Regions from separate parts of the Homo sapiens genome. Here region 2 is linked to region 1. Evidence: chromatin loops called from intact Hi-C (ENCODE). Cell type or tissue: PC-3. All regions are shown on one strand. Links, peaks and the distances in the headings refer to the core of each region. The heading gives the core; the rest is flanking DNA.

Region 1 (9,140 bases), core at 3,807-6,306:
TCTTGAGTAGATGGATACCTAGAAGTGGAATTACTGGGTCATATGATAATTCTACATTTAGCATTTTAAGGACCTGCCAAACTGCTTTCCAGAGCAGCTGCACTATTTTATAATTTACTTCGTGCACGAGGGTTCCGATTTCTCCACATCTTCACTGACACTTGTTATTGACCATCTTTCTCACTCTAGCCTTCCCAGGGGGTATGAGGTGGTATCTCAGTGTGGTTTGGGTTTGCATTTCCCTAGTGACAAATGATGTTGAGCATCTTTTCATGTGCTTGTTGTCCAGTCATATGTCTTTTATGGTAAAATGTCTCTTGAAATTTGTCTTTTCGTTATTCTGTTATAAGCATTCTTTATATTAATATATTCTGGATACTAATATATTCTGGATACTCTTACTTAGCAATGAAGACTGTTTGCGGTATGGGTCCAACCTGCGTTCCAGTTGGAATGTCCTAGTCACCTATGCATCCACCCAACAAATACTGCCAGAGAGCCTACCATGCGTATATATGGCAGAGTCCCTGGCCTCAGGAAGCCCACGGTCTAGTCCAGACACACAACACCACCCACGTTCTTTGAACTTCCACTTCTCTCTAGATTTCTTGAGCCAACTAACAACTCTCAAGTACTTTGCCTATTCAGTATTGTTTTTTACAGCCCTTAATTTCATTTTGCACACTACTTACTGTTGAGTTTTAATATTTGCAAATATTTGCTTCTATTCTGTGACTTGTCTTTTTACTCTCTCAGTAGTATCCTTTGGTCCTATTAAAATTAAAACAAGTTATAATTTTCATGAAGTTCAATTTATCTAATTTTTTTCTTTCATTGTCTGTGCCTTTGTTGCCATATCCAAAGTATCATTTCCAAATTCAGTTGATGGAGATTTTTCTCCTGTGTTTTCTTTTAAAACATTTATAGTTTTAGCCTGTAGCCCATTTTGAGTTAATTTTTGTATATGGTGTCAGATAAGGATTCAGCTTCATTCACGCACATGGATAGCCAGTTTTTCCAGCGTAATTTGTTGAAGAGACTGTCCTTTTCCCCATTGAGTGGAATTGTTAGTGTTTTTTACATAGAAGATTATGTTGTCTGTGAACAGAGATATTCTTATGCTCTCCTTTCCAATGTTTATATCTTTATTTCTTTTTCTTGCATAAGTGCTCTGGCTATGTTGAAGAGAAGTGACATGTGTGCATCCTGATCTTGTTCCTGATCTTAGGGGAAAGCTTTCACTCTTTCACCACTGAGAATGTTGTTAGCTGTGGGATTCTCAAATATGGCCTTTATCATGATAGGGAAGTTACTTTCTACCCTAGTTTCTTGTGTTTTTATCATGAAAAAGTATTGGATTTTTTAAATTGTTTTTTCTGCATCAACTGAGATGAACATAGTTTTTTCTGTAATTTTTTTCCTTTTTTTTTTGAGATGGAGTCTCACTCTGTCACCCAGGCTGGAGTGCAGTGGTGCAATCTCGGCTCACTGCAACCTCTGCCTCCTGGGTTTGAGCGATTCTCCTGCCTCAGCCTCCCAGGTAGCTGGGACTACAGGCACCCGCCACCACACCCGGCTAATTTTTTGTATTTTTAGTGGAGATGGGGTTTCACCATGTTAGCCAGGATGGTCTTGATCTCCTGACCTCATGATCCACCCGCCTCAGCCTCCCAAAGTGCTGGGATTACAGGCATGAGCCACCATGCCTGGCCTTTTAATTTTTTTAATGTGGTGCATTTTACTGATTGTTTTTTTTATGTTGAACCATCTTTGCACTCCAGGAATAAATTCCACTTGGTTATGGTGAATAATTTCTTTGATATGCTGTTGGGTTCACTTTGCTAATATTTTATTGAGAATTTTTGCATCTAAATACTTAAGGCATATTGGTCTGTAATTTTCTTTTTTGTGATGGCTTCATTGGGCTTTGGTATCAGTGTAATGCTGACTTTATAGAATGAGTTAGGAAGTGTTCCCTCCTCTTTGATTTTTGGGAAGAGTTTGAGAAGAATTAGAGTTGATTCTTTAAATGTTTTGGTGGGGTTCACTAGTAAAGCAATCTGGTCTTGTGCTTGTCATTGTTTTTTTTTTTTTTTTTTTTTTTGACAAAGTTTTGCTCTTGTTGCCCAGGGTGGAGTCCAATGGTACAATCTCGGCTCACTGCAACCTCTGCCTCCCGGGTTCAAGCGATTCTCATGCCTCAACCTCTTGAGTAGCTGGGATTACAGGCATGTGCCACCACACCTGGCTAATTTTTGTATTTTTAGTAGAGACAGGGTTTCTCCATGTTGGTCAGGCTGGTCTTGAACTCCCGACCTCAAGTGATCTGCCCGCCTCGGCCTCCCAAAGTGCTAGGATTAAAGGTGTGAGCCACCACACCCGGCCAGTAGGTTTCTTATTACTGATTCAGTCTCCTCACTTCCTCACCAGTTGTAGGTCTATTCAGATTTTCTGTTTCTTAATGTGTCAGTTTTGGTAGATTGTGTGTTTCTAGGAATATGCCCATTTTATCCAGGTTATAAAATTTATTGGTATACTGCTGTTCATAGTATTCTCTTATAATCTTTTTTATTTTCATAAAATAAGTAATACTGTTTCCAATTTCACTTCTGATTTTAATAATTTGAGTCTTCTCTCTTTTTCTTAGTAAATTTCCTTTCTGATTTTGATAGTTTGAGTTTTCTCTTTTTCTTAACAAATTTCATTTCTGATTTTGATAATTTGAGTCTTTTTATTAGTCTAGCTAATGTGTTGCTAATTTTGTTGATCTTTTAAAGAGCTAGCTTTTGGTTTTGTTGATTTTCTCTATTGTTTTTCCATCTGTATGTTGTTTATCTCTGCTGTAATCATTATTTCCATCTGCTAGCTTTGGGTTTGGTTTGCTCTTCCTTTTCTATTTCCTCAAGGTGTATAATTAGGTTATGATCTGGTTATGTTTCTTCTTTTTCAGTGTATGCGTTTACATAAACTTCCCTCTTCACATTGTTTTATTGTATCCCATAACTTTTGGCATGTTGCCTTTTCATTTTCCTTTGTCTCAAGATATTTTCAAATTTCCCTTGTCATTTCTTCTTTGACCAGTTGAGAAAGAGTGTGTTTAATTTCCACATGTGTGAATTTTCCAGTTCTCCTTCTGTTATTGATTTGTAGTTTTATAACATTGTGATCAGAAAAGATACTTTGAATTATTTTAAATTTTTAAGAATGTGTTAAGGTTTGTTTTGTGGCCTAACATGTGGTCTATCCTGGAGAACGTACCATGTGCACTTGAGAGGAATGTGTATTCTCCTGTTGTGGGGTGGAGTGTTGTGTATGTGTCTGTTGTGTCCAGTTGGTTTGTAGTGTTGTTCAAGTCCTGTATTTTCTTATTGATCTGTCTGGTTGTTCTATTATTGAAAGTGAAGTATTGAAATGTCCTAGTATTAGTGTAAGAGTATTTCTCCCTTTCATTCTGTCAATTTTTAAAAATATACTTTGGGATCCTGCTATTAGGTTTATATAAATTTATAATTGTTATATCTTCTTGCTGCGTTCCTTTTTATTTTTATTTATTTATTTTAGATGGAGTTTCACTCTTGTTGCCCAGGCTGGAGTGCAATGGCTCACTGCAGCCTCCACCTCCAGGGTGCAAGCGATACTCCTGCCTCAGCCTCCCAAGTAGCTGGGGTTACAGGCGCCTGGTACCACACCTGGCTAATTTTTTGTTTTTTGTTTTTTAAGACAGAGTCTCACTCTGTCACCAGGCTGGAGTACAGTGGCGCAATCTCGGCTCACTGCAACTTCTGACTCCCTGGTTCAAGTGATTCTCCTGCCTCAGCCTCCCAAGTAGCTGGGATTATAGGCACATGCCACCACGCCCAGCTAATTTTTGTATTTTTGATAGAGACAGGGTTTCACCCTGTTGGCCAGGATGGTCTCGATCTCCTGACCAAGTGATCCACCTGCCTCGGCCTCCTAAAGTGCTGGGATTACAGGCGTGAGACACCGTGCCTGGCCAATTTTTTGTATTTTTTAGTAGAGACGGAGTTTTCACCATGTTGACCAGGCTGGTGTCGAACTCCTGACCTCAGGTGATCCACTCACCTCGGCCTCCCAAAGGGCTGGGTTTACAGTCCTGAGCCACCTGCCTGGCTTCCCTTTGTTAATATATACCTTAACAATGTATATTTTCTCCCATTCTATAGGTTGTCTGTTTACTCTGTTGATAGTTTCTTCTGAAGACAGTGGAATACTATGCAGCAACTAAAGTAGCCACCTAGCAGGATGTGTACCAGTATGGATACATTTTGAAAACACAGCTAAAAGCAAGGTGCAAGGGCATAATAAGCATAGATGGTGAGGGATAGAGCATATTACCATGTTACAAACCCGACACTCTAAAAGCACAATATAGTATATATAACATTGTGTAAAACACTCAAAACACCCAGAACAATACTAGGCATTATCATGGATACATACATATATAGTAAAAGTGAAAAACCATTCAAGGGATGACCACATAGCAATTTTAGGATAATGCTTATTACTCTCTGAGGTGGGAGGGTACATTGAAGCTTTAAAAAATTCTTCCTAGAATAAAAAGATTTTGCAAATGTGGCAAAATTTAACTATTGTTAAGTCTGAGTACCTGTTTATCATTATTCTTGGTAGTTTCCTGTATATTTAGAATATTAACAATCAAAAATTGAACAGGTGGAAGGACTGTACTGTGCCACTTTTCTGCTTCTGGTATGTGTATGTTTCAGTGCTCTGTGCCTTCCACTGTGGTTCTCTATCAGGTTCATAGTGTATTTCTCTAAAGAAACATTGTAACTTACTGCTAAGTATCTTATGGCTAAGGAGATTGAAGATCAGCCTTGCTTCAGGGGCGTTGTTCACAGCTCAGCAGCAGAGGGCGCCACCCCATAGCTGATGTGCGGTGGGGCGGCCACACCAGGCAGCCCTCTTGGTACAGGGCCAGTGCCTCCCAGGGAAGCACTGCTCCCCCAGCTGCAGGAAAGAGGAATATTTAAATGCGTGCAGATTTCCCTTTCGCTTGTAGGAAGGGGTACAGAATCCAGCCATTTGGAAGCATACATCATGTTTCTCTGACTGTTCGTGGCCTCGGCTGTTTCTGAGGCTAATAATGCAAGAAACAGCACATGCCAAAGGCGTCTTTGCCACTGTGTCCATGAGCCTGCTGCTGACTTGCCAGGGGTTTTTTGTGATGTATTATTTTAGATTGAGGGGGTTCGTGTACAGGTTTGTTACATGGGTATATTGTGTCATGATGGGGCTTTGGCTTGTAGTGGACTGATCGCTGCGGGAACTTTGTTGTTAAACTGACCAGGGAACTTTCCTTTTATTTTAAGTGGAAAAAGATTATTCATACCTGAAGGAGATGTGTAATCACCAAGCAGAACAGCTAAACAGAACCAGCCTAAAGCTGCAAGAAGCATCATCAGAGAGTGATGCAGAGATCAAAGACATGAAAGAAACCATGTTTGCACTGGAAGATCAGGTGGAACAGCACTGGGTTATCAAGTTACACAGTACTCAACTTATCAGTGAGCTAAAAAATAAGTGGGGTCAAGCCCAGGTGAAATGTGGATTGGAAGTGAGTAGGACACTAAAGAACCCAGCAGCAGTGGGTGACTGTGGGAAGGTTTTTGACCGTGTGTTGGCTGGGGTTTATGAAGAGTCTTTCATTTGAGTGTGCTATAATCTCCCGGGAAGAATGTCACCTAAGAAACAATCATTAATCTCTTAAACTAAGTTGAAAACTGGATAACAGAAGAAAAGAGTAAGTAACATAAGTGACTGTGAAAAATAGCAAATGCTTTGTTGTTTGTTGTTGTTTTAGAGAGAGGGTCTCAGTCTGTTTCCCAGACTGGAGTGCAGTGGTATGACCATACTCACCACAGCCTCAAACTTGTGGGCTCAAGCGATTGTCCCAAATCAGTCTCCCAGAGCACTGGGATTACAGATGTGAATCACTGTACCCAGCCACAAATGTTTCTTGTCTGTGCTAGATGTGCTGTGTGTGAGCCATGCTGCTGCCACTGTCTCTGAGCAGCCTGATCGGCTTGGAGGCCACAAGTTGGGACACTTCAGCTGTGACTGTGTGAGAGTTCACAGGGACTTTTCCTAAGGACATTCTGTGGGGTAGGAATGGGTTATTCAGAAGAAATACCTTGCCAAGCATTGACACTGTGTTGTCACCAAGCATTGACAATGTGTTGTCTCTTGGAGCTGATAGAGTTGGATGATAGGTGTCAGAGTGGATGAAAAATGTGTGCTCTTGGTCTAAGGAAGAAAACAATTCCTGCATGTGTGCCATTGATGGTAGGATATCAAGTAACTTACAGATGTTGGCCACTTAGTTGCTGAAGAGGCATCATTATGTGGCTTATGAGCTCATTGTTTACTTTGACTTGGGAAAAGAAATTTTTAAAAGGGATTAAACGTTGCCTGCTTTGTCCAAATGAGCCTTATCAAATTATCACATCTAATGTGCTTCGCTTTTGTGACAAAAGACTTAATGGACATGGCCAGGTGTGGTGGCTCACGCCTGTAATCTTAGCACTTTGGGAGGTCGAGGTGGGTGGATCACCTGAGGTCAAGAGTTTGAGACCAACTTGGCCAACATGATGAAACCTTGTCTCTATTAAAAATACAAAAATTAGCCAGGTGAGGTGGCGGGTGCCTGTAATCCCAGCTACTTAGGAGGCTGAGGCAGGAGAATCACATGAACCCAGGAGGTGAAGGTTGCAGTGAGCTGAGATCACACCATTGCGCTCTAGCCTGGGCAACAGAGTGAAACTCTGCCTCAAAAAAAAAAAAAAAAAAAGGTTTAATGGGCAAAGCATTTAGGTCACACCAATCATTACTAAGAATAGCCTGGTCAGTTGCCTGAGAAGTTCCCCACACCGTGCAGTTGATCCTCCTTATTCACAGATTCACAGATTGCACATTTGTGAATTCACCTGCTTGCTAAAAATTTCTTTTTTTTTTAGATGGAGTTTTGCTCTTGTTGCCCAGGCTGGAGTGCAATGGTGCAATCTTGGCTCACCGGAGGTTATCCTGCCTCAGCCTCCCGAGTAGCTGGGATTACAGGCATGCGCCACCATGCCCGGCTAATTTTGTATTTTTTTAGTAGAGACGGAGTTTCTCCATGTTGGTCAGGCTGGTCTTGAACTCCCAACCTCAGGTGATCCACCCGCCTTGGCCTCCCAAAGTGCTGAGATTACAGGCATGAGCCACTGCGCCCAGCTGCTCAAATGTATTTTAACCCCCAAATCAACAGGCAGAGTACTTCCACTGAGTCATTTTTGTCATTTTTGGACATGCACAGAGAAGTGAAAACGTTGAGTCATCCAGTGCTTATGCTCCCCACTGAGGTCAGACAGACACTTTACCTTCTCATACTGTACATATGTCTTTTCCATGGTCTGTTTAGTACTGTGCTTTTAGCATTTTTTTGCGTGGTTTTGGTGACTTCGCTGTTTAAAATGGCCCCAAGTGCAGTGCTGCAGTGCTGCAGTGCTGTCCACTGTCCCTAAGCGCAGGGAGGCTGAGAGAGACCTGCAGAGAAGACACGTATGTTACGGAAGTTTCTTGAAGGCATGAGCTCCTGTGCTGTTAAGCCTGAGTTACTGAATCGACAACACAGTACATCAGAGAAAGGGAGAGGAAGTTCAACAATATGTATGTAAAGCTGCCCTGACATGCTAAAGGGACATCTGTAGAGTGTGATGCAGCTGTGGAAAAGATGGAAAAGCAGCCAAATTTATGGATTCATGAGAAGACGGCCAATTTTAAAAAGCAGTGGGCAACATTATTGTGAGACTGAAAACCAAAGACACGTACGTGCACATCATCTCAGGTCAGGAAAATATTAAATCCTTCTTGGTTAGTGCTGGTCGGCTCCTAGGTTTCGAAAGGCTGTAAGGTGTGAGAATGGTTAACGTTGCAGGCAAGGCAGGTTGTGCAGATCAGGAGACTGAGGAAAAATTTAAAAATACTTCCTCAGTGTTAGGAAGAAGGAAATGGGAAGAATGAGTTTCCACTGCTGATGAGACTTGCTTGTTTTATGGAGATATTGCCAGATGCAACTCTGTGCACGAACCTGAGAATTGACTGTGTATTCCAGATATTGATTAGTTGGTTAGAGTGAGAGTTGACAGCACCTGCCTCGTTTCTTCTTGAACATGACACGCAGTAGAACTGTGGAACCTCAGCATTCAGTGTCGGTGCCATCCAGGCTGTTCTCAGGATACAGCTGAAAACCTGGACACCATTATCATCAGTGTATCCTTCCAAACCCAGCACCATGATTGTGAAGAAAAGTCAAAGAAGACAAGTTCTGTTCTGTTTTGTTTTTGTTTTTGTGATATTTTGCTGTTGAGAATGGGGTTGTATTGTCCCTAAATCCTTAAAAGTCAGCACAGACACACCAAGAAAACCAGTGTATAATTAATGTCCACAGCAAAATTTAGGCCCACCCCTGTGGTTATATCATCATATATCCAGGACTGACAATAACCCAAGCCATCTTTTGAAAAGCTGTTAAACTTTTTAAAAGGATTTTGAAGTATTATTCAGATATCTTTTTGCTCAGAGACCCCGAGACACAGCCCTAGACCGATCACTCCTTCCCATGAGATCCTGATGGGAGAGAAATGGACTGAAAAATGAAAGGAAATTAGGGGGTGTTTTCTACTCAGCAGAATAATCCCAGACTCAGACTCCCAGGCCCACTAGAACTAGAACTGCTGGGGTAGGACCTGCCCACAAGCATCTTTTTAGCCTTCTCTGGTGATTCTGATTCACAGCCTTCATAGAAAACTGCTCTAGGTTAGAGCATGAGGACCTATTGAGGAATTTCAGCTTGGTGACTGACACCATCAGATTTAAACTCGAATGACTCTGATAGCCATATGGAGAGAATTGGAGGCGAGGAGAACGAAGGGTTGCAGGTGTCCTTAAGTAGGGAGAGGCAGGCAAGCCACCTGGGAAGATGTCAAATGCACACATCCTCGGGTTCTGTCTGCCCTTGGAGATTCTGCCTCCAGGTGTCTGGAGTGTGGACTAGAACATCAGTGCTTTTGAAAAGCTTCACCAATGATTCAGAGGCTTAACTGCCGTTGAGACCCACG
Region 2 (9,140 bases), core at 5,821-8,320, 92 kb after region 1:
AAAAGTTAGCCACAGCTTGCTTTTACTGCTACATGTGACCTCAGAAGGCCTGGCCACTGTTTGAAAAGTCTAATCCTAGACAACACATATGGCTGGAGAAGGAACCTTGACCACAGCAGAGTCTTCGATCTTCTCAGGGGCAGGAGGACTTCACTGTGCTCTTCTGATAGCCAGGAACAGGCACCTAGGCGGGCTGCCCCGAATCATGGGGACATGCAGCTCATGGCAAGGAGGAAAATGAGCCATACTGAGTCCTGGGAAGGCATTTCAAACACACATTTTACTCCCACACATTTGACCACCTATAGTTGGAAGAAAAAATAAGGTTAATTCAAAAAAAAATTCTTTGAGACAATCTCACTCTCTTGCCCATGCTGGAGTGTGGTGGCATGATCCTAGCACACTAGAACCTTGAACTCCTGGGATCAAGGGATCCTTCCACCTCAGCCTCCTAAGTAGCTAGGACTACAGATGCATGCCATCACACCCAGCTGACTTTTTATATTTTTACTTTTTGTAGAGAGAGGGCTCTTGCTTTGTTGCCCAGGCTAGCCTCAAACCTCTGGCCCCAAGTGATCCTCCCATCCGAGTCTCCCAAAGTGCTGAGATTACAAGTGTGAGCCACTGTGCCCAGCTGTTAAAAAAAACAGGATGTGTCTATTGTCACCTGCCATTGCAGCCAATAATCATGTGCCCCAGAGCAAGCATGAACCATATAGCTGGTCTGTCTACAGCCTCAGCTCCTGTGGGTCACCCATTGTGTAAGTGTCCCATGACATTGAGTGCAGTTTCAGTATTTAAAGCTTTCTTTGCTTGCTTGTTTGTTTGGATACAGTATGGACCTTAACTGCAAGCTAACTGTTTCATCTAATGCTCAGCGCATCCCTGGAGGAAAACTTGGCTGTGTTGGGGCCATTTGAGAGGATTTTTAGATGTTCCAGATGGTAGCTTGATGGCAACTGACACAGGAGAATTTCCAACTTGTGCACTGACTTTAGATCCTAACTTCTTAGGCAACTCTCCTCAAAGTTCAGGTCTTTTGGGGCAACCCTCATTTCGTGACTACCTCGGGCTGAGTCATGACTGCTCACTGTCATTGTATTCGCTTTCTGTGGCTGTTGTAACAAATTATCACAAACTCAGTGGCTTAAAACAACAGGAACTTGGTATCTCACAGTCCTGGGGTTCAGAAGTGCAGCATAGCCTCACTGTGTTAAAATCAAGGTGTCACAGTGCAGCTTCCTTCCTGGAGGCTCTAGAAGAGAATCCGCCTTCTTGCCATTCCCAGCCTCCAGGGGCCTCCTGCATTCCTTAGCTTGTGGCCCCTTCCTGCATCTTCAAAGCCAGCAGCGTTGCCTCTGTGGCTGTTCTTCCAGTCACATCTCCCCTGGTTCTCTGCTGCTGCGAAAGGCGCTCTGATTTTAAGGACTCATGTTAAGTAGATTGGGCCTATCTGGAGAATCCAGGCTATTCTCTCTATTGCAAGGTCTCTAACCTTAATCACATCTGCAGAGTCCCTTCTGCCATGTAAGCTAACACATTTACAGGTTCCAGGGACTCAGGAGTGGACATCTCTGGGGACCATTATTCTGCCTGCCATAGTCATCTCTTCTTTCTTTCTCCACCCATTAACAATCCATGGAATCTTTCTGTATTTTCTAGTTATAGTTACCAAGCTGTGTTAGTCAAGGTTCTCCAGAGAAACAGCCCCAATAGGAGATAGATAGGTGATAGATAGACAGGTGGACAGAAAGGGAATGAGATTAATTATACAGAACTGCCCCATGTGACTATGGAGGCTGAGAAGTCCCACAGTCTGCCGTGTCCAAGTGGAGACCCAGGAAGGCCAGTGGTGATGTTCAAAGGCCTAAAGAATTAAATATTCCTCTACCTTTTGGTTATATTTAAGCCCTCAGTGGATTGGGTGATGCCCACTGATATTGGGGAGGGTATCTGCTTGATTTAGTTCACCAACCCAAATACTAATCTCTTCCAGAAACGCCCTCACAGCCACCCCAGAAACAATGTCCAACCAGCTATGTGGACATCCCTTGGCCCAGTGAAGTTGACACATAAAGTTAACCGTCACACAAGCTGAAGAATCAGATTGGCCTGCGATAGGTCTCCCCATTCTGCCTGAGCAGGCACTGATTTTCACATGGGATCACCTCACGGGTCACTAACCAGTCAGCAGTCGGCTGCCCTGGCTGTCAGCTGGGGTGGGGGGGTCACATGGCACTCACTATGGCTGCCTGCTTACGAACAGGCGAAGACTCTTGCAGCCCAGAGCTGTCTCCCTCCAAAGGCAGTGGTAAGCGGGATGAGCTGCAGGCTGTTATGTGTCCTGGGATGGGAATCAGGCTTCTCCCAAACAAGTCAACCTTCCTGGGGACTGCAGCTTTGTGCTACTGCAGCTGGAAGCCCAGCAGGACTGTGGGTCTGAGCCAGCCCCTGAGTTGAAGTGTAGGAGGACAAGTCACAGACAAAACCCCTCAGACACCGAGTTAAAGAAGGAAGGGCTTTATTCGACCAGGAGCTTCGACAAGACTCACATCTCCAACAACTGAGCTCCTGAGTGAACAACTCCTGTCCCTTTTAGGGGCTCACAACTCTAAGGGGGGTCCGCGTGAGAGGGTCGTGATCAACTGAGCAAGGAGGGGGGGTACATGACTGGGGTCTGCAAGCTCCTGCGTCGGTAATTAGAACAGAACAGGACAGGGATTTTCACAGTGCTTTTCTATACAGTGTCTGTAATCTATAGATAACATAACCAATTACATCAGGGGTCAATCTTTAATTACCAGGCCCAGGGAGTGGTGCCAGGCTGTCTGCCTGTGGATTTCATTTCTGCCTTTTAGTTTTTAATTCTTTCTTTGGAGGCAGAAATTGGGCATAAGACAGTATGAGGGGTGGTCTCCTCCCTTAGAAGGGGTTGTGGCACCAGTGAATTAGGTCATTGCCAGACCATTTTATAGACCAGGAAACTGAGGCACAGAAAGGCTCAATAATTTGCCTAAAGCAGCTCAGCTTGGAGAAGGCAAAGCAAGGATTTAAACCTAAGTGATCTGGCACCAAAGCCTGCACTCCTAGCCACTGCTCAATGCTCCACCATCGGCCACCTGTCCTGGAGAAGGAGGAGCACTTGCTGTGATCTCTTAATTGAAAAACAAGGCCGGGCACAGTGGCTTCCCAGCTCTTTGGGAGGACAACATGGGAGGATGGCTTGAGCAGGAGTTCAAGACCAGCCTGGGCAACAAAAACGAGACTGCATCTCCACAAAAAACTAAAAATGAGCTGGGCGTGGTGGCGCCTGTGGTCCCAGCTACTTGGGAGTCAGAGGCGGGAGAATCGCTTGAACCCGAGAGATAGAGGCTGCAGTGAGATCTGATTGTGCCACTGCATTCCCTCCTGGGCAACAGAGCCAGACCGTGCCTGCCACGGTACGCTGGTGTCCTCTTGAAGAGGGGGCTAGGCGGGGACAGCGGTACCCACGGAGTCTCGGAGTCTCGAGGGGCACGTTCCCTCAGGGCTCCCAAGGGGCGCCCACAAGGCGCCAGGCTGAGCCGGCGCAGCCAAATCTCCTCAGGGCTGCGGCCGCCCATCCTGGGACCGCGCCCCTGCACCATGTGGACGGTGCAGGCTGGGCTGGGGTCTGACGCCCGAGGACCCCTTCCCCCTGCCCAGCCCTGCCCCCGCAGGCACTGGAGGGCTCCCCTAGGCGGGGCTCCGGGCTAGGGAACAGGGATGCCCAGCAATCTCGCGCTCCCGGGGCCGGACTCCAGCGGCAGGGGCCTCCCCAGGCTGCGGCTCCGCGCCGGTGACGGGGGCTCTGCCGAAGGGCTCCTGCCCCTGCCTAGCCTGGCCCATGCTGGTCGCATCAGGGGCTCCATTCAACAGACGACCGCTCCGGGCCTGGCGCGGGCAGGGGCGCGCAGTCACCGCCTACTCGGCTCCTTGGCTTAGGCTCCCCAACCCCCTGCCACAGGAGGCCACCCCAAACTTCGCCTGTCCAGGCGAGTGCTCGGGCTCGGTCCCAGCCCCGCCTCCTGCCGCTGTCCCTCCCTCCCTCTCGAGCCTGCACTGGGCCCGGGCTGTCCTCCTCCGTATCCTTGTGGGTGATTGTACGTCCAGGTGGCCGTCGCGAGGCACCTTAGACTGGGCAGCTTAGAAACAACATTGCTATCTCGTGGTCCTGGGAGTCTGCGCTCGGGGTGGCAGCGTGGTCGGGCTCTGGAAAAGGCCTTCTTCCCGGTTGCCCAAGACCACCTTCTTGCTGTGTCCTCACTTGGACAGAGGGAGCTGCTCCTGGCCTCTTACAGGGGCAGGAATCCTTCCATCCTCATGACCTGGTCACCTCCCCAAGGCCCCAGCTCCTTATACCTTCACCTTGGTTCAGGTTTCAGCAGAGGAATTTGGAGAGGGGCACACAAACATTCAGTGCATTGCTGTGGGCTTATATCTTCTTTTGCGTCTTCTGGCCCCTTAAAAGTCGGAGTCTTAAACCTTTCCTCCGGTAGGGGCCTAGTTTGTAGGCTGAGTACAGTCACCACATACAACACAGGATGCCCAATTAAATTTGGATTTCAGATAAACAATGAATAATTTCTTTTTGTTTGTTTTTTTGAGACAGCCTTGCTCTGCCACTCAGGCTGGAGTGCAGTAGCTTGAGGTCGGCTCACTGCAACCTCCGCCTTCCGGATTCAAGCGATTCTCCTGCCTCAGCCTGTCGAGTAGCTGGGATTACAGGCGAGTGCCACCACGCCCGTTTGATTTTTGTATTTTTAGTAGATATGGGGTTTCACCATGTTGGCCAGGCTGGTCTCAAACTCCTGACCTCGTGATCTACCCGCCTCGGCCTCCCAAAGTGCTGGGATTCAGGTGTAAGCCACCGCGCCTGGCCAACAGTGAATAATTTCTTAGCGTAAGTACACCTCCTGCAATATTTGGGACAGACTCAGGAATTATTGGTTGTTTATCTGAATTTCAGATTTTGCTGGCAGCCGTGTAAGAGCCTTGGGACAGGCAGGTCACTCTGTGTGACAGGGGACAGCCAGAGGCCCAGGCAGGAGGAGCAAATAGTGAAGCCTGAGTGAACCACCCAGGCAGGTCCTGAGCCCCCACCACCAACATCCGGTTTATGGCTCTTCTCAGTCTCCAGGAGGAGGTTTATTTTCTCCTCTGCTTCCTGGGCAGCTGTCCAGTGCCCAGCCTGACTGCTGGCAGCCCTAAGCAGATACACTCCAGATGCAGTGTGACCTCCTCGTTGCCACCTCTTGGGGAAGGAAACTGTGATGGGCTCCCTGCCATCCTACAACCATGGCACCCACTGGAGGTGTCTTGTTCTAAAGCCCAGTGGCCTATTCCAGGCCCTGGTAGGAACCAATTTGGATTATTTGACCTGAATTTTCCAGCCAAAGCCTTCAGGAGGTGCCCATCCAATCCCACTGCAACCCGTTGAGTCATTCCTGCATCTGTCCTCTACCTGCCAGCTTCTACTCACCTTTCAGGACTACCTAAAGCAAGACTGCCTTAGAGAAACACCTCTCCATTCCCCCACCCCAATTAAACTGGGCTCCCTGAAAAAATGTGGCCTTAATTTTTCCTTCAGGGCCATCATCAGATGTTTAACTCTCCAGCTATGGGTGTCATTTTGGGGTGAATGTCTGTTTCCCACCCTCAACCAGGGACTACAAGCTGTGCCAGGGCAGGTACCTGTGTCTTTGGTCACCTAGTGTGTCCTGGCACCACCTCCTCAGCAGGAAATGGGTGCCTTGAAGCCCAGTGGTAGGCATGTTGCAAGGGTTGAGCCTCCTGAGGTCAGGAGACAGCCACCAGGTACAGCAGTGGATGTGCCCAGTGGGTGGGAAGGGAAGGGAAGGGAGGCCAGGTGGGATGCCAGGTGGGGGCAGAGGAGGCTCCAGTGGCCAGCTGGGTGTACAGGATGGAAAAGACCCACTTTCTCCAGCCACTTTTTATAAAAAATAAAAATAATTTTTTTAAAGAAAACCTTTGTTCATGAAGAAATTGGGTGAATGTGTCTAGACAAGATTGATTGTAATACAGACCCAAAGACAGTTTCAATTAGCGTCAGCGTGAAATCCTGTAAGCCAGAGTTTTAAACCTTTTCCCTAGACCAAAGTACCCCAGTGGCCCCCAGGGGGTCTCAGAACACAGTTTGAAGCTGTGTACTACAGTAATTTTTTTTTGAAATCTTTTATTTTGAAGCCTTATAAATGCTTCAGAGTTTTCAGAAACTCAAATACTGAATGTTCTCATTATAAATGGGAGCTAAATAATATGTACACATGGACATGCAGAGTGGAATAATAGACACGGGAGACACAGAAGGGTGCGAAGGCGGAAGGGAGAGTGAGGCATGAGAAGTTACTTAATGGGTGCAATGTACACTATTCAGGTGATGGCTATACCAAAAGCCCAGACTTCACCACTGTTCAGTATACCCATGGAACAAAACTGCAGTCGTATCCCCTAAATTTATACAAAATAAATAAAAGTTTCTGTTCCCCTTATGACATAGCAATGATTGTTTCATATAAAAGTGACTACTTTCAGGCCAGCCACAGTGGCTCACGCCTGTAATCCCAGCACTTTGGGAGGCTGAGGCGGGTAGATCACAAGGTCAAGAGATTGAGACCATCCTGGCCAACATGGTGAAACCCCGTCTCTACTAAAAATACAAAAATTAGCTGGGTGTGGTGGCACGTGCCATTAGTCCCAGCTATTCAGGAGGCTGAGGCAGGAGAATCACTTGAATCTGGGAGGTGGAGGTTGCAGTGAGCCAAGATCGTGCCACTGCACTCCAGCCTGGTGATAGAGGGAGACTCCGTCTCAAAAAAAAAAAAAAAAAAATGTTGACTTTCCCCACCACAAATTTTCACATAAAAATGACACGCCAGAAAGGTGCATCACAGCACCGCGCAGGTATTTGTGACAGGCCTCATCCCTTGGAGGCTGCGAGCCCAGCTGGAGAAGCACAGCAGGGGGCCAACGGGATGACTCACAGATTGCACAACTGTAGGCATCTGGGAGCTCCCTGCTGATGGTCTTCTCAGACTTTCAACAGGTCTTCTATAAAAATTCTCTCGCTCTGGAATTGTTTGTATATGGCAATGTGGGAAACCAATGTTTGAGTCCAAGAACATGTGCCAGGCTTCCGGCCTTCCGATCATTCCAGGATGAGTCAGTGAGCCAGTGGGGCACCCGTGTGAGTTTTATCATCCATCTCCCCAGGCCATGGAGGATTTCTCCCCTGCTTCAGACAGTCATAGACAATGGAAACCTGTTTCCAGAAAGCAGACAAGCTGAGCCTGGGGATTTGGCAAATCTCAATCAGAACTGGCTCCAAGCATCTTCTAGGTCTCACTTACAATTTAAAGCAACAGGCGGCTTTTACTCAACTGGAAGGTCTCAGCCTGTTCTTCTGCAGCAGCAGTGATGCTATGAGATCTCTGCTGCTAACAAAGCACCACTGCAAATGGCTTCTGGAGATATTATCCCTCTTGATGGTTGCTGTCATTATCTCCTTTGAAAGTGAAATTTACCTGACACAAAATCAGAAACTAGAAGATCCATTTTCTGTAATCGTGTAAATGTTGTTTTAAAGTGACAGTTGATGCTAAAATACATGTTCAGTACAGAAAATACCAAAGGCGCAAAGAAAATAAAAATGTCCTATCATCACACCAAAAATGGGTAATGAAAATTAACATATTTTTTGGTAGTTTTATCAGCACACGTCAGTATCAGTTAGAATTAGGTTAAGTGGCAAGGGATAGAGTCCTGAAAAACAGTGCTTTAAGGTAAGAAACTTCCTCCCTTCTCATTAAAAAAAGAAGTCCAGAGGTAAAACTTCCAAAGCTAGCATGCTGAATTCACAAAATTATTAGGGATCCAGGCACCTTTTAGCTCTCACATCCTTAAGGGAGTGGCATTTATCCTCATAAATGAAAATGGCTGCCAGAGTTCCAGTCATCACAACTATATCCCAGGAGACAGAATAAAGTTTATGTCTTCCTAGAAGACTCATGTGACACTTTCTGTTATATTTCATTAGTCCCATGGCTACACCTAGCTTCAAGGAAGGGTGGGAAATCTAGTCTGGGGTTCTGTTACAAAAAGGAAGGATGACTTGTGTAGGGAATTAGAAGTCTGTGACAGTTTATATACTTTTTCATCTTAAAGTTTAACTCTGAATAGATTCAAACATTTATTTTTACTTGACTCAAAAAATTATGAAAAAATATACAGTGAAAGACCGTGCCACTCAGTCTTCCCTTCCCTTCCCAGATGCGTACACACTGGTAACTACTGTTATCAGTATTTTGTGTACCCTTCCAGAGTTTCTTAGGCACATACAGGCAAATGTGAGTAGCATCATATCCTCTTATTTTTAACCCCAAAGTTAGCATGCTATGCATTTTATTCTGCACCTGGCTTTTTGTTTTTGTTTGGGTTTTTTTCTTTTCACTTAGGCAAATGTCTCCAAGACACATTGCTATCAATACATAGAAAGCATCCACATTCTTTTTTTCTGCTGCATGGTATTCTATTATATGGGTGTAGCATCAATTATCTAGTCCCCTATGATTAGGGTAGCCATAAAACCAACCATCCAGATTGGGACATTTTCAAGAGTGAACAGGGCTGTATTATTAATTATACTGGGGCAAAGGTGTAAACCAGGGCTGTCCCAAGCAAACTGGGATGTAGGGTCACCCCATAGATGATGAACATAGGGACTGTTTCCAGTCTTTTGCTCTTATGACAATGCTATCATTATTAATGTGCATATGTATATGTTCATGTGTGTAAGTTTCAAACATATACTTGCTGGGTCAAAGAGTTTATGCTTCTGACGGAACATGCCAAATTGCTCCTGTGGGAGCTGGATTAACTTGTTCTCCCATGAGCATCATAGGAGAGTGTCTCTTTAACCACAGCTTGGCCCACAGAGTGTGCTATCAGACATTTGGATTTTTGCTGGTCTAATAGGTGAGAAGTGGTGTCTGAATTTAGTTTTCATTTGCATTTTGTTATAAATGAGACTGAATATGTTTTAAAATTCTGTTTGTGTTCCTTTTTCTGTGAACTGCTTTTTCATATTCATTGCCCATATTTCT

What was found. Hi-C counts contacts between places; a loop is a spot of excess contacts. Peaks named below come from ENCODE experiments on the same cell type or tissue, not always from the same donor. Only the 100,000 strongest peaks of a DNase experiment are listed, where the experiment ranks them.
Region 2: a loop joins it to region 1, with 5 times the contacts of the local background. A loop is called at or near these places in 1 of 110 quality-filtered maps.

The regions. Positions count from the first base shown.
Region 1 is chr17:15,824,015-15,833,154 of GRCh38, forward strand. LOC105371557 (a long non-coding RNA gene) reads right to left here. Exons shown (of 4, transcript XR_934263.3): 4 at 7,498-7,566. It also overlaps the pseudogene SPECC1P1. Among named protein-coding and RNA genes, the nearest start is that of LINC02087, 11 kb to the left of the region's middle. RefSeq lists an enhancer at 4,781-5,075. In PC-3, for the core only: CTCF peaks have their summits at 4,885 (motif pointing right) and 5,087; a DNase peak (open chromatin) is centred at 4,887; H3K4me3 peaks cover 311 bases; H3K27ac peaks cover 1,132 bases.
Region 2 is chr17:15,913,869-15,923,008 of GRCh38, forward strand. It overlaps a transcript of ADORA2B not described here. Among named protein-coding and RNA genes, the nearest start is that of ADORA2B, 27 kb to the right of the region's middle. In PC-3, for the core only: no CTCF peak of the experiment used is centred there; a DNase peak (open chromatin) is centred at 7,193; H3K27ac peaks cover 2,500 bases.